Regions from separate parts of the Homo sapiens genome. Here region 2 is linked to region 1. Evidence: chromatin contacts called from ENCODE Hi-C or POLR2A ChIA-PET data. All regions are on one chromosome and are shown on one strand. Each heading gives the region's core, a stretch centred on a gene start or an enhancer-like site at or near the end of the contact. The rest is flanking DNA. Distances are from core to core; before and after follow the strand shown.

The links. A loop is a pair of places that touch in the nucleus more often than their neighbours do. ChIA-PET counts read pairs that join two places held with the same protein, here RNA polymerase II (POLR2A). Pooled maps may share reads with other maps.
Region 2: a loop to region 1 is called in a map with no recorded cell type, with 3 times the contacts of the local background. The contact joins the enhancer-like site here to the promoter of ZNF649-AS1 in region 1. A Hi-C loop is called at or near these places in 1 of 37 single-sample maps with no recorded cell type and 4 of 50 pooled maps. POLR2A ChIA-PET finds 5 or more read pairs at or near these places in 1 of 52 experiments (RWPE1).

The regions. Positions count from the first base shown.
Region 1 is chr19:51,884,945-51,892,190 of GRCh38, reverse strand. ZNF649-AS1 (ZNF649 antisense RNA 1) reads right to left here and starts at 4,166. Exons shown (of 3, transcript NR_110733.1): 1 at 4,065-4,166. ZNF577 (zinc finger protein 577) reads left to right here and starts at 4,240. Exons shown (of 6, transcript NM_001370449.1): 1 at 4,240-5,370. ZNF649 (zinc finger protein 649) reads left to right here. Exons shown (of 5, transcript NM_023074.4): 5 at 294-2,956. The coding sequence ends at 1,573. RefSeq lists an enhancer at 4,116-4,967.
Region 2 is chr19:51,701,328-51,708,573 of GRCh38, reverse strand. SPACA6 (sperm acrosome associated 6) reads right to left here. Exons shown (of 9, transcript NM_001316972.2): 3 at 6,848-6,916; 4 at 5,922-5,945; 5 at 5,476-5,553; 6 at 5,237-5,346; 7 at 4,388-4,544; 8 at 4,094-4,304; 9 at 3,384-3,484. The coding sequence ends at 3,451. Among named protein-coding and RNA genes, the nearest start is that of SPACA6-AS1, 11 kb to the right of the region's middle. RefSeq lists a silencer at 4,208-4,407. Within about 2 kb of position 4,558, at least 35 of the 41 ENCODE cell types and tissues checked have a DNase peak (open chromatin) inside an H3K27ac peak, as active enhancers do.

The DNA of each region.
Region 1 (7,246 bases), core at 2,917-5,416:
TGTTGGCCAGGATGGTCTTGATCTCTTGACCTTGTGATCCACCCGCCTTGGCCTCTCAAAGTGCTGGGATTACAGGCATAAGCCACCGCACCCAGCTGGCAAATTTTATCTTATATGTATTTAACTACAATTCTTAAAAGTTTTTTTAACAGATAGGGAACACTTATACTTGGAATTCCTTCCATGTTGGTATTATAGGGGTTCCAGTAAAAAGCCAGCCAACCCCAAGGCATCTTTGAAGCAGTTTTATTCCGTGTGATGATCATGGAAGGATTTATTGTTCTCTCTCTTAGAAATTGAGAAAGCTGATGATCATCTGCAGCAGCCCTTGCAAAACCAAAAAATACTGAAGAGGACGGGACAACGCTATGAACACGGAAGAACTTTGAAATCATATTTAGGTTTAACCAACCAGAGCAGAAGATACAACAGAAAGGAGCCTGCTGAGTTTAATGGAGATGGAGCTTTTCTCCATGATAATCATGAACAAATGCCTACGGAAATTGAATTCCCTGAAAGTAGAAAACCCATCAGCACCAAGTCACAATTCCTTAAACATCAGCAAACACACAACATAGAGAAAGCCCATGAATGCACTGACTGTGGGAAAGCTTTCCTCAAGAAGTCTCAGCTCACTGAGCATAAGAGAATTCATACAGGAAAGAAACCCCACGTGTGTAGCTTGTGTGGGAAAGCCTTCTACAAGAAGTACAGGCTCACTGAACACGAGAGAGCTCACAGAGGAGAGAAACCCCACGGGTGTAGCTTGTGTGGGAAAGCCTTCTACAAGAGGTACAGGCTCACTGAACACGAGAGAGCTCACAAAGGAGAGAAACCATACGGGTGCAGTGAATGTGGGAAAGCCTTCCCCAGGAAATCTGAGCTTACTGAACATCAAAGGATTCACACGGGAATTAAGCCCCATCAATGCAGCGAATGTGGGAGAGCTTTCTCCAGAAAATCACTACTCGTTGTACATCAGCGAACTCATACAGGAGAGAAGCCTCATACATGCAGTGAATGTGGAAAAGGCTTCATTCAGAAGGGCAATCTCAACATACATCAACGAACTCACACTGGAGAGAAACCTTATGGATGCATTGACTGTGGCAAGGCCTTCAGCCAGAAGTCTTGCCTTGTAGCACATCAGAGATATCATACAGGAAAGACTCCCTTTGTATGTCCTGAATGTGGGCAACCCTGTTCACAGAAGTCAGGACTCATTAGACATCAGAAAATTCACTCAGGAGAGAAACCCTATAAATGCAGTGACTGTGGGAAAGCCTTCCTTACAAAGACAATGCTCATTGTACATCACAGAACTCACACGGGAGAGAGACCCTATGGCTGTGATGAGTGTGAGAAAGCTTACTTCTATATGTCTTGCCTTGTTAAACATAAGAGAATACACTCAAGGGAGAAACGGGGGGATTCAGTGAAGGTGGAAAATCCTTCCACAGCAAGTCACAGCTTAAGTCCTAGTGAACATGTGCAGGGGAAAAGCCCTGTTAATATGGTAACTGTGGCAATGGTGGCAGGGCAGTGTGAGTTTGCCCACATCCTGCATTCATGATAAACAGTTTGCTGTTTGATCATATAGCCTCCAGCGGAATGCTGAGTTTGTCATGTCCCATGGGCCTTTGGCTCCCTGCACTAATATGTATAGTAGGGTTTACAAGATATGAAATATATTTTACTTTTTTATATCTTATAAACCTCACTACCCCTCCCACAATATTGTTTTTCATTTACTATCTTGATCATAGAGTTTGGCTGGGGAGGGGGGCAGTTTTAGAGGCTTCCACTTGGTGTTCCTCAGAATGATATCTCTTACTCCGGGGGCCAAGGTAGGGGTTAGCTTTTGTTCTCTTTGTAGTTTAGATTGTATCTCTTGCCTTGTTCAAGTTCACAAATCTTTTTGTGTATACACATATGTACATGAAAATGATGTTCATGCTTTTTATTATTTTACCCTTCATTATTTCATTTTTTATAGTTCTCATAGCTATGTCTTTCAGTTCACTAATCTTTTTTCCACAGTGTTTAATCTGTCATTAATCCCATCCAAAGTATGTTTTCTCTCAGAAATTGTAATTTTTAACCTCTAATAATTTGACATGGGTTTTTCCCTGTTATATCTTTCATATCTTTATTTATCATGGTTTTACTTTTAACCTATTTATGCTTTCATATTTAAAGTGGGTGTTTAGTGGGCAACATACAGTTGGGCCTTCCTTTTTTATCCAGTTAACAATCTCTGTCTTTTTACTGGGGTATTTAGATCATTTACGTTCAATGTATTGATGTTTTTAGGTTTAAATTACTAACTTACTATTTGTTGTTTATTCTATGTCTTCTTTGTTCTCCTTTTCTTCTTTTTCTGCTTTCCCTTAGAGTAGCTGAGTGTGTTTATATTACATATTGTCTCCTTTGTTGGCTTATTAACTGTAAATCCTTGTCATTTGATTCCTTGAGATTTTATAGCATACATCATTGTGAGGGATTGCATATTTATGTCCTCTCCAAATTTACATGTTGAAGTCCTAATCCCTAAGGGATGGCATTAGGAAGTGTGACCTTTGGAAGGTAATTACATCTTGAAAGTGGAACCCTCATGATGAGATTATGTGTCTTATGAGACAACACAGAAGAGAGTTTGTTTTCTCTTTCTCTGCTCTTTGCCATGTGAAGACAGAATGAGATGACCATGCATAAACCAGGAAATGGACTCTCACTGGACACTAGACCTGCCAACACCTTGATTGTGTTTTAGAGTCCAGTTCTAGAGACTCCTCAGCCTCTGGAACGTGAGAAATGAATGTTTGTTAAGGCAGTCAGTCAGTCTATGGTGTATTTTTTCTAGTAGCCTGAACTGACTGAAAGAAAATCATGAACTTATCATTCTAACTTCAAGGACATTATATCACTTACTGTATAATAAAATAATCTTACAGTAGTATATCTCTATTTCCTGTGACCAGATCAGTGTCAGTGAAGAGATTGTCTTCTAGATGCTACTGGAATACATATTTGAGGTATGGGTAATCTTGATTTTACATGATAAATTCATTCTAGCATTCCAAACTCCATTTATCTTTGGGTACTTTATAATATATGAGGAAATTTCTGGCATTTAAACTTCATTTAGTGTAGGCAAATTTTGAGTCCAAGTTTCAGTCAACCAGCCAAGTCAACAGTTAGCACCACTCAATTTAGCTCACACACTGAAATTGCCAGTAGAATGTAATCTCCATGAATGAGAGTCTTTGTGCCTGAATTTCCAACTGTTGTATTCCCAGCACGCACAACAGTGTTTGACACATTAGGCATTTTATAAACATTCGCTGGATAAATGAGTGAATGATCAATCCCTTTAAAGGTTCTCTGAGGCTGGTTATAAAATTATAGGGAGCAGGTTTGGTGCTAGAATTCATCAGTTAATTGATCAGCTGAGTTTCAGTATTGAACAGAATCATCTCCCCTTCAGAGTTTTGATTTCAAGTTGCTCCCACCTTCCTGGATGTAAAGGCTTGTTCTGCCTTTGGCTTTTCCAGGGTGAGAGAGCCCTGTTTTCGTGTTGGTTCCCCACTTTGTCAACTGCTGATCAACTGTGTTCTCCATTCTCCACACCAATTATAACCAAAGCTTTAACACGCGGTTGTTTTATCCATTCTATGACTGACTCCTTCCTCTGAGGCTACATCTGATGTAGATGTAAAGATACTTCTTAGGCAGTTCTCAAAGGCTGCTTTCTCCAGCCAGATGCATCCTCAGGAGTAATAACCCCTCCGATTGTTGCTCAGGTCCCTCCCTCTTGAAATTCCTGTAAGACTGCCGCGCCACATGGTTTCTTTCCATTCTTCTTAGGATCAAAGTGCCTAAATGTCTGTGACCATCTCTACCCATCCTGTAGACAGATCAGGGCAGGCTTGAGCCTTTGAGAAACTAAGCAGTTTATGTAGCGCCCCTGGCTAATGTTGCAAAGCCAAGATCTAGCAGTTCACGTGGACTGGAAAAAGGGTGAAATGGGTCGTTTTCAATTGCTTTTCATCGTCAGAACCTACCTGTCTTAAGGCGCGAAAAGAGGGACTCCGCCTGCTCTACGGCAGTAGGGTTGAAAATGGCTGCTCCCAGCAAGCGTCCCCTGGGCGCAGACATATTGCATCATAAAGGGACGGCTGGTGCCGTATTCCGTGTCTCCGGAAAGACGCAGTATGGCCCTCGCCGGCCGCCATCCCCGAAACTTGCGAGTGTCGCGTCTGCAGTGTGTGGGGTTCGCGGGGCGGCGGGTAGAGGCGAGTGTTTAGAGACTTCGGGTCCCTGACTCGCCTCCAGCAGTGGAGACAGGTCATCGGTCTGGTCTGCGTGGGCTTCTGGGAATGTTTCAGGGGCAGGGAGAGCGCGCTTTTTTTTTTCTGTTGTTCGCTAGCGCGTGAGGTCCGTGTTGCGGGGAGCTCTCGGGGAGTCCTCGCTCGGAGTTCGTTTCGCAGTCGTGTTGGAGTTCCCAGAGTCTGGGAGCCCATGGTCTCCGCATTGGAACCAGTGCTTGGGAGGTCTTCGTTGCACAGTAGCGCTAGGGCGTCGTGGTGGGGAAGCGAATCGTGTCAGTGTTGGAGACTGCTCTGGGCAGTTCGTGTTCATTGCTTATCACATGCGTACTTAAAAAGGGGTCTGCTGGTCCCCTTGCTTCCCTGCTGCTGTATATTCTGTAGAAAATGGGTTTTCAGGTTCATTGCGACCCAAGTAATAACATCCCCATCATTTTAAATACTCCTCCAGAAAATAACTCTGGTTTAGTGTATTTCATGTTTAATGTTGGGATCAGGTGTCTAGGTATTGGTATAATTTTATTCGTCTTTAATAACATCTTGTCAACTTCGTATTCCCATATTACATGCTCTTTGAGAGTTTTTTAAATTGCTGCAGTTTCATCAAGTGGTTGCTTTAATTTGGGTAGAATTGATGTAGATCTAGATACAACACTTTCAGGAACATGTGATGGATTTCTATTAACCCAATATTTTTATTTGTTTGACTATCTGTAGTGTTTTTCCATACGTATCTTGGACATTTCTGGTTATGCTTATTTCTACATAGTTAATACTTTTTGTTGTAAATCGTGACTTTTTTTTTGCATAAGACCCCTCCCCCTTTCCTTTTTTGTTCCTAATTTTACTTAGTTGACAAGAACAGAAGTTAAAAATATATATGTTTATTCTGTCACTTCATTGTACTCATGTCATTACATATAACTTATAAATTGACGTCTTTTTTCTAGTTGAGCATTTTTGTCATCTGCAAATAATTTTAGCCAGGTGGCAAGTGTATGGACTGTGGAGTAAGAAGTACCTGCCTCTGCCTCTGACTTGGGTACGTTAATCTCTGAGTCAGTTTCCTTATTTGTGGAAAAAAGCTGTCATAGTTTCTTTTTCATGGAATCATTATGAAGATTAAGTGAGCAAATGTTCTTTAAGTATGTTCAAAGTGTAGTACTAGGTACGTAGTATGGTCTGAATAAATAATTACTGTGATTTATCAAGTTTTTATTTCTCTTTCCTAAGGGCTTTTGACCATTACAATTATTTTCATTTATTTTTTTCTCTTTAAAATTTTCTTTGATTTGTGTTGCTCTATTTCCCAATTTCATGTATTCCTGAGGGAATAAACCATACTTGTCAATAATGGTTTGTTCTTTTAATATGAGACTGGATTTTATTTGCTAAAATTTTATTTAATATTTTTGCATCAAAAAATGAAAAGATATCTTGGATTAGCTTCGGAATAATCCATAATCCATTGCTGGAGAGGGACTGAATGGTGGTATAGATAAAACAAAATTAGATGTGAGTTCGTCATTCTTGAAGTCACATGATGAATATGTGGAATTTGAGTATACTGTTCTTTTGCTTGAAATTTTTCATAGTAGAAAGTTAAAAAATTTTTTTGCCTATACATTTATAAGAGAAATTGGTCTCTTAAGTTTTTTTCAAGTGATTATACTTGAAAATCACCAGGTTAAAAAAATAGAATAATGTAGCATCCCAGAAGCCCTCATCTTCTCTCTCCTCTCCAAAGGTAATTATTATCTTAAAAACATCATAGATGTGCTTGGTTGTCATCTTTATATAAATGAAATCCTAAGGTACACATTCTTTTGTGGCTGGCTTCTTTTGCTTAATATTTTTGTTGTGAAAATCATCTAAGTTGCTGCATATAGCAGTAGCTCGTTTCTTTTTCATTACTGTGTAGTATTCCATTGATGATTATACCCCATATTATCCATTCCACTATCAAGAGACATTGTTATGGCTTATGGGAGTTATGAGTATTGTTGATATGAACGTTTTTCTACATGTCTTTTGGTGCATAAAAGTTCTATTGAGGGCTGGGCATGAGAGCTCACGCCTGTAATCCCAGCACTTTGGGAGGCTGAGGCGGATAGATCACCTGAGATCAGGAGTTCGAGACATCTGGCCAACATGATGAAACCCCATCCCTACTAAATACAAAAATTAGCAGGGCGTGGTAGCGGGTGTCTGTAATCCCAGCTACTCAGGAGGATGAGACAGGAGAATCACTTGAACCCAGGAGACAGAAGTTGCAGTGAGCTGGGATCATGCCATTGCACTCCAGCCTAGGCAACAAGAATGAAACTCCATCTCAAAAAAAAGTCAATAGAGCATATACTTAGTGTGTTAAGTATAGAGGAATGGAGTATGCTAGACACAAGGAGAAACCGCAAATGCCCAATCATAATGGGAAATTCTTAACATACTTCTCTCAGTAACTGAGAGAACAGGCAGACAAAAAGCTAAAAGGGTATAGATTAACCATTGCTGGCAAACTTTCTGTAAAGGTGCAGACAGATGACAAATATTTTAGTCTCTGCCGGCTAAATGGTCTTGTCTGCATCTACTAGGTTCTGCAATTATAGAATGAAAGTAGCTGTACAGAATGTGTAAACAAATGGGTGTGGCTGTGTTCTGATAAAACATTATTTACAAAAACATTCAGCTAACCCACAATAGTCCCAACCCCTGAAAGGTTAGAATGACATACCTAATTAACAAACTTGACCAATATAAAACACTGCACTCAATAATTTTCCTCAGATGCACATAGGACATTTATAAAAAGTCACCGTATGGTTGGCCATCAGGCAAGTCTAAATACATTTCAAATGATTAAAACCATATAGAATATTTTCTCTAACTATAGTGGAATTAAGCTATAAATCAATATCAAA
Region 2 (7,246 bases), core at 3,309-5,808, 180 kb after region 1:
ATTACAGGCATGAGTCACCTCGCCTGGCCACCTGGAACACTCTTCACACAAATATCCATAATGGCTCATACCGTCATCCCCTTCAAGTTTTTATTCAAACGTCACTTTCTCAGTGAGGGCTTCTCCACAGATCCTACTGCTACTTCCCTCGGCCCCATATTCCATTTCTCTGCTTATCTTCTCCATCACACATATTACCATATTTCGTATTTTACTGTTTTCTTATTGTCTGTGACATAGTAAGAAATACATATTTGGTGTTTGTCCCTGGTTTCTGACAGTCTTATACCCTTGTACTTTCTGGAGTGATGTGGGCAACAGAAGCGTCTTACATAGAGCTCCTAATCTCTTGAATTTCCTGGGTGATAACAGCATCGTTTGTTCTATTCAAGTGACTCTTGGTGGTCTCCTGGAAGAGCGCTGGTCACCAGCAAGACTAGGCTATGATTAGGAGCTTGGAGCTTTCGGCCTCACCCGCTGCCCCCTCCAGTCCTTGGGGAGGGAAAAAGGGGTGGAGACTAAGTTCATAAGCAATCATGCCTACATGGTGCAGCCTCCAGAACAATCCCTAAACTATGGGGTTTGCAGAGCTTCCAGGCTGGTGAGTGCATCCACGCACTGACAGGCCGCTGCATCCCAGCTCCCATGGAGACAGAAACTTCTGCACTTGGGACCCTTCTGGACCTCACCCTATCTACCTCTTCATCTGGCTATTAAGCTATTTCCTTCATACTCTCCTTTATAATAAACCAGTAAATATGTTTCCCTGAGTTATTCAAGCTATTCTAGCAAATTACTGAGCTGGGGGGCTGCAGGTTGCAGGAGCCCCTGGCTTGCGACTGGTGTCTGAAGTGGGGGCAGTCTTGTGGGCCTGAGCTCTTAAAACCTGTGTAGTGCGACGCTAACCCTGGGTTGTTGATTTTAGAATTAAATGAATTATAGGACACTCAACTGGTGTCCGGGAGAGTTGGAGAACTGGTTGGTATGGGGGCAGGAGGTAGAATCCCATACATGTAGTGTCAGAAATGTTGAGAGTAGAGAAACAGTTTTCTGGCCAGGCGCGGTGGCTCACGCCTATAATCTCAGCACTCTGGGAGGCTGAGGCAGGCAATCACTTGAGGTCAGGAGTTTGAGACCAGCCTGGCCAACATATTGAAACCCCGTCTCTACTAAAAATACAAAAATTAGCTGGGCATGGTGGCACACGCCTTTGTAGTCCCAGCTACTCGGGACACTGAGGCACGAGAATTGCTTGAACCCAGGAGGCAAAGGCTGCAGTGAGCCAAGATTGTGCCACTGCACTCCAGGACTCCATCTCAAACAAAACAAAAAAAAAAAAAAAAGGGAGAGAGAGAAACAGTTTTGTTTTACTGTCCACTAGAATGTAAGTTCCATGTGAGTACTGTACAAACTTTTTGTCTCTTCTGATTTCTTCATTGGGATCTCTACAGTGCCTTGAAAATACATGACAAAATAGTAAGCACTCAATAAATATTTGCTGAATGAGCAAATCAATAAAGGGAAATAGACCAGTGAACAAGAATGAGTACATGCTCAAAAGGAGCTTCCCTTTCAGGTAGGAAAGGCAAAACCAAATTAAAAAATGAGTTAACGGCTGGGAGCGGTGGCTCACGCCTGTAATCCCCTAGCACTTTGGGAGGCTGAGACAGGTGGATCACCTGAGGTGAGGAGTTTGAGATCAGCCTGGCCAAAATGGCGAAACCCTGTCTCTTCCAAAAATACAAAATTAGCCAGGTGTGGTGGCGCATGCCTGTGTTCCCAGCTACTCGGGAGGCTGAGGCAGCAGAATCGCTTGAACCCGGGAGGTGGAGGTTGCAGTGAGCCGACATCGCACCATTGCACTCCAGCCTGGGCAACAAGAGCGAAACTCAAAAAAAAAAAAGAGTTAACATTAGGTCCAGATGAGCTCAGTGAACAAGGTGAAATTGGGCAATGTCAAACAGGGAGAGAGAGGTAGTTAGAGAAGGAGACATTTGATCTGGGATCTGTGCAATGAGAGAGGTGGGTTTGTGATACTCAGAGGAAAGTCATTTCAAGTATGAAGCACAGCAAAGGCCTGGAAATGGGACTGAGACTTGCATGTTCCAGGGACCTAATAAGGAGGCCACTGGGGCTGGAAAGTAGCAAGGGGCCTGAGGGAGAGGTAGAGTCAGTTAAGTCAATACAGTGCCAGCCGCGCAGACTTGTCAAGGGGATTAGCGGGGTTAATAGATGTAATGGCTACTCAGGGGAAATCATAAGAGTTAACTAGACAAAAAAAAGGAGAAAATATTATTCTAGGCAGGAAACAGTGTGAACCAAGACCCTAGAGAGGGCAAGAAGTATCATGATGAATGCGAGGAAGGAGGAAAGGCCAGAGAAAAACCGCAGGGTGGCAAGATCAAGGAGGAAAGGGGTATGGGACAAGGCTGCTGGTGAGGTCAGCAAAGGCCAGACCTGTGGAACCTCTGAGGCTTTGACAAGGAATTGGATTTTGTCTCAATGGCAACAGGGAGTCACTAAAGGATTCTGGGTAGAGGAGTAACCCAATCTGACACACTTTAAAACCTAAGTCCTTGGCCGGGCTTGGTGGCTCACGCCTGTAATCCCAGCACTTTGGGAGGCCAAGGCAGGTGGATCACTTGAGGTTAGGAGTTCAAGAACAGCCTGGCCACATGGTGAAACCCTGTCTCTACTAAAAATACAAAAATTAGCCGGGTGTGGTGGTGGGCACCTGTAATCCCAGCTACTTGGGAGGCTGAGGCAGAAGAATCGCTTGAACCCGGGAGGTGGAGGTTGCAGTGAGCTGACATCACATCACTGCACTCCAGCCTGGGCCTTGGAGTGAGATGGTGCCTCCAAAAAAATAAAATAAAATAAAACAAGTCCTGCTGGTATGTAGAGAATGGGCTACAGTGGAGAGAGGCCAAGGAGGTGGTGGGGGGCTGCTCCAGTGATCCAGACATGAGGTGGGGGTGACTGGGACCACAGAGAAGGCAGCTTCATGAGATATTTAGGAGTTAAAAAGTCTGAGGGTTGGAAATGAAAATGAATTGGAAGTGGAGGAGAAGTTAGATTCCAAGGTTTCTGGTTTGAACTGCTAGGTGGATGGTGTTGCTCTTTCTGGTAGGAGGAAAGCCTTGGGGAGGAACAGCCTCTGAGGGCAACATGGAGGACTCTATTTGAGGGTGCCTTCTGCAGATGGAAATGTCAAGGAGACAGCCAGTAACCTGAGGGGGTATCTGGGTTCCCACCTAACTTGCACTGGGATAGCTATGCCTATCACTGTCATTATGCGGGCCATATTCATCTGGGCATGTGTGGGCTTGCTGCACCTCCTCCTACCTGAGTTAGTAGTGACCACCTTCGGAGATGAAACAATCTAGAGTTGAAATATATTCTTTATTTTCAGGATGGAAATAGGATAGGGAAGGAGGAAAGATACCTTTGTTAGTTGCCACTGCAGTACCATCGAAAGAACATCCTGGGGAAACAAAGAGGTATGTGTGTTACAGGAGGGGTTGGTGACTAGAAACTTAGGTCCCGGAGCCTGGACACCAGGGTCAAAAAGGTGTACAGGGCCCGGACTCCTGGTTCTGAGGGAGGAGGGGGCAGGGGGCCTGGGCTTTTGGGTCTGAAGGAAGAGAAACTTGGGGGTCTGGACTCTTGGATCTGAGGGAGGAGGGGCTGGGGGCCTGGACTCCTGGGTCTGAGGGAGGAGGGGGTCCGGGGGCTTGGACTCTTGGATCTGCGGGAGGAGGGGACTGGGGACTTGGACTCCTGGGTCTGAAGGAGTAGGGGTTTGGGGCCTGGAATCCTGGGTCTGAGGGAGGAGGGGCTGCGGACCTGGACTCCTGGGTCTGAGGGAGGAGGGGCTGGGGGCCTGGACTCTTAGATCTAAGGGAGGAGGGGGCTGGGGACTTGGATTCCTGGGCTAGTAAAGAGGGGCTGGGACCTGGACTCGTGGGTCTGAGAGAGGAGGAACTGAAAGCCTGACCTCCTGGGTTGGAGGTTGCTGGGAACCCAGACTTCTCGGTGGGATCTGAGACAGCGGGGAGCTAGATGCTGGGGCTCCGGAGTCCCCAGAACTCACCACGCCAACACTGTCGCACTCGCTGATGCGAGGGCCCCGAGGACTGCAAGCAGGAACAGATTGCTGGGCGTCAGAGCCTCGGGCCTGGCCAGCAGCTCGCCCAGGCTGGGCCTCCAGGGCTCGATCAGCTCGGCATCCCGCGGCGCCCAGCGCAGCACTTCCCGGAACGAGGCCTGCAACTCTGTCTCCGCCCGCGGGGGCGGGCCCGTCACTGCGGGGGCGCGCACGTCAGCCAGGCACGAGCCCCACCCCTCTCCCGACCCCGCTCACTCACGCGGCCGCGCCCCGCCCCACCGTTAAGAAAGAAGTAGAGCCGGGCCAGGGGGCGCTGGTCTTGCTTGATCACGCAGGAGAACGTCCCGCGGTGCGTGAGCTGAGCCGGCCGGATCCGCGCCAGGTATCCTTCGGCCCGCGGCATATCTCGGAAATAGGACAAGTCCTGAGTCCGGAGCTGCGGGACACGCGGGTTTAAACGCCTCAACTCCGGCTTGCCACTGAGTAACCTACAAGCCCCGCCCCCCGAGCCAGACCACGCCCCCTGGAGTCCTGGCCCTGAGCCTTGAGCCCGCCCCCGAGCCTTCTCGCTCCCCTGCCCTAAACGCACCCCTTCCCCTCACTCCTTAAACCCTTACGCATAACCTACCCCTAGAAACTGCTTTTATTTATGTATTTTTTTTTTCTTCCAGACAGGGTCTCGTTCTGGCGCCCAGGCTGCAGTGCAGTGGCGCGATCATAGCTCACTGCAGCCTCAAACTCCTGGACTTAAGCAGTCTTCCCGCTCAGCCTCCCCAGTGGCTGGGACTATAGGCGTGCACCACCACGCCCCGGCTGTTTTTAAAATTTTTTGGCAGAGGAGGGGTCTTAATTTGTTGCCGAGGCCGGTCTCAAACTCCTGGGCTCAAGCCATCCTCCCGCCTTGGTCTCCAAAAGCGCTGGGATTACAGGCGTGAGCCATCGCCCCAGGTCCTTGGTCCTGCATTCTGATCTTCGAGCTCTCCCCTAAATCCCGCGACCCTCCTCTTGCTGATGCTTGTGTCTAGACGGAGATTCCCGGAGTCCCGTCCCCGCAAGCTGACTCCCCAACCTCTAGTGAAGGCTAACTCGCCCGTCTAAACTCTTCGCGCCGGCCCCGCCCCGACTCACACCTCCTCCTGCGAACTTCCAGGAATAGGTGATCTCCTCCTTTGGCAGCTGGAAGTTTACGATGCAAGAAAACATAGCCTGGTCGCCCCGAGTCACTGTCACATCCTGAACTGAAGACGGAGCAGGGTTCACTCGCTGGGCCCCGACCACGTCTGGCCTCGCCACCAGCTTATGCCCCTCGGTGCTCTGGTCCCTTTTCTCAGGTTGGCCTCCTGCACCCCGAGGCCCCGCCCCCTCACCTGGGCAGTCCAGCGGGAGGTCGCAGACCCTAGAGTAGCACCCGCTGCAGAGGAAACGCCGGGCGAACTCCTGGAGACCTGTGGAGCGGGAACGCTGGGTCTAGGCGCCACCTGCCCTTCCAAGCCCGGGGCCCTTGGCCCATTTGAGATCCATGCAGCTTCCCGGGGTCCATCGGCCAGGTGGCATCTTGACCCCGCCCTCCCTGCTGTCTTTGGCCGACTCTCACTCCTCTCCGCCCTCTAGGATTCCTATTGGTTTGCTTCGGCTCTCACACACACCTTCTGAGGATTTAGAGCAATACTTGGTTTTCTTCCTTTTCTCCAGGGATCTTATTGGCTTCCTAAGGATGTGAAGCCCACCCGCTTTCCCACACTTGATGTCGTACGTTTCGTCCCCGACCGCCTCCCTTACCCCGCAATTTCCAAGTTTTAGATGAAGTCCTTACCGCAGGGAGGGATGCAAGCCTGGGCTGTGGAGGAAGAGGAAACATCACTACCTTACAGTCATGGGAAGAACCCTTGCCCGATGCTCCCCTAGCTAATGTTACAAGGCCCGAAGCATTGCTCCGAGGGGGCGGGGCCAAGCTTTCGTCATAACCTGGGGGCGGGGTCAAGCCGGCTGGGTTCCACCTGGGGCCGGGGCCAAGCCTGAGCATTCCACTAGGAGGTCAGGCCCAGGACTGCTGCCAGCCTTCTACTTGGGGTTTAGAGGGAAACACACTGGTTTTCTGTAGGCCCTGATGGGGATGGGCAATCCAGGTGTATTCCACCGAGGAGGCGGGGCTAGATCCTGGGCGATCCTTGCAGGAGACCAAGGCTAAGGTGGTGGCCCAGTTAGAGAAGAGGCGTGGCCAGGTTAGTAGTAGTCCCGGAAAGGGGCTCAGTTGGAGACGAAACCTTTCATCGAAGGGGCGGGGCCAGATCAAAAATGGTCCACGCGGGGAAATAGTCGTCCCTCAAGGTCTGAGGCTCAGAGATGGGGCCAGGGGATTGTACGGGGAGTGGATGGGGGGTCTCAGGAGTGGGTTTCGTTTTGAGATGGAGTCTTGCTCTGTCACCCAGGCTGGAGTGCCGATCTCGGGTCACTGCAACCCCGCCTCCAGGGTTCAAGCAATTTTCCTGCCTCAGCCTCCTGAGTAGATGAGATTACAAGCATGCGTTACCACGCCCAGCTAATTTTAGTATCTTTAGTAGATATGGGTATCACCATGTTGGTCAGACTGCTTTTGAACTCCTGATCTCAAGTGATCTGCCCGCCTCAGCCTTCCAAAGTGCTGGGATTACAGGCGTGAGCCACCATCCCCGGCCAAAAGTGGGGTTTTCTAATTGTGTGTGTGTGTGTCTGGGGAAGGAGAGATGGAGTGTATTTTACCTTCTTTAAGCTGTGTAATGACCTTCTTCATTTTCTCCGCAGCATCAGGGAAGGCAACCTCAAAGGATCCTGGAGAGTGGAGGGGAGGACGGCCTGTGTAGTAAAGCCCTTCCCCCAGGGCTTGGTCCTTGGTCCTGCATTCTGATCTAGCCTGGCTAGGGCTAGGCTGGCCCTAGCTCACAGGACGTACTGTCATGGTATCTGCCCTTCCCTGGCCCCTCTTCACCCCTCTCATTACCATATTCTCTGCTCCTCTTCTCATCACCCGCCCTCTGTAGTTGAAGGCTAACAAGTCCCTAAGTCTCCTTTCTTCTGCCTCCTGAATCTCTCCAGGATGGAAGTCCTCCTGGACATCACCTGCATGTAGCTTGTTGGGGGGAGAAGGGGAGGATAAAGATC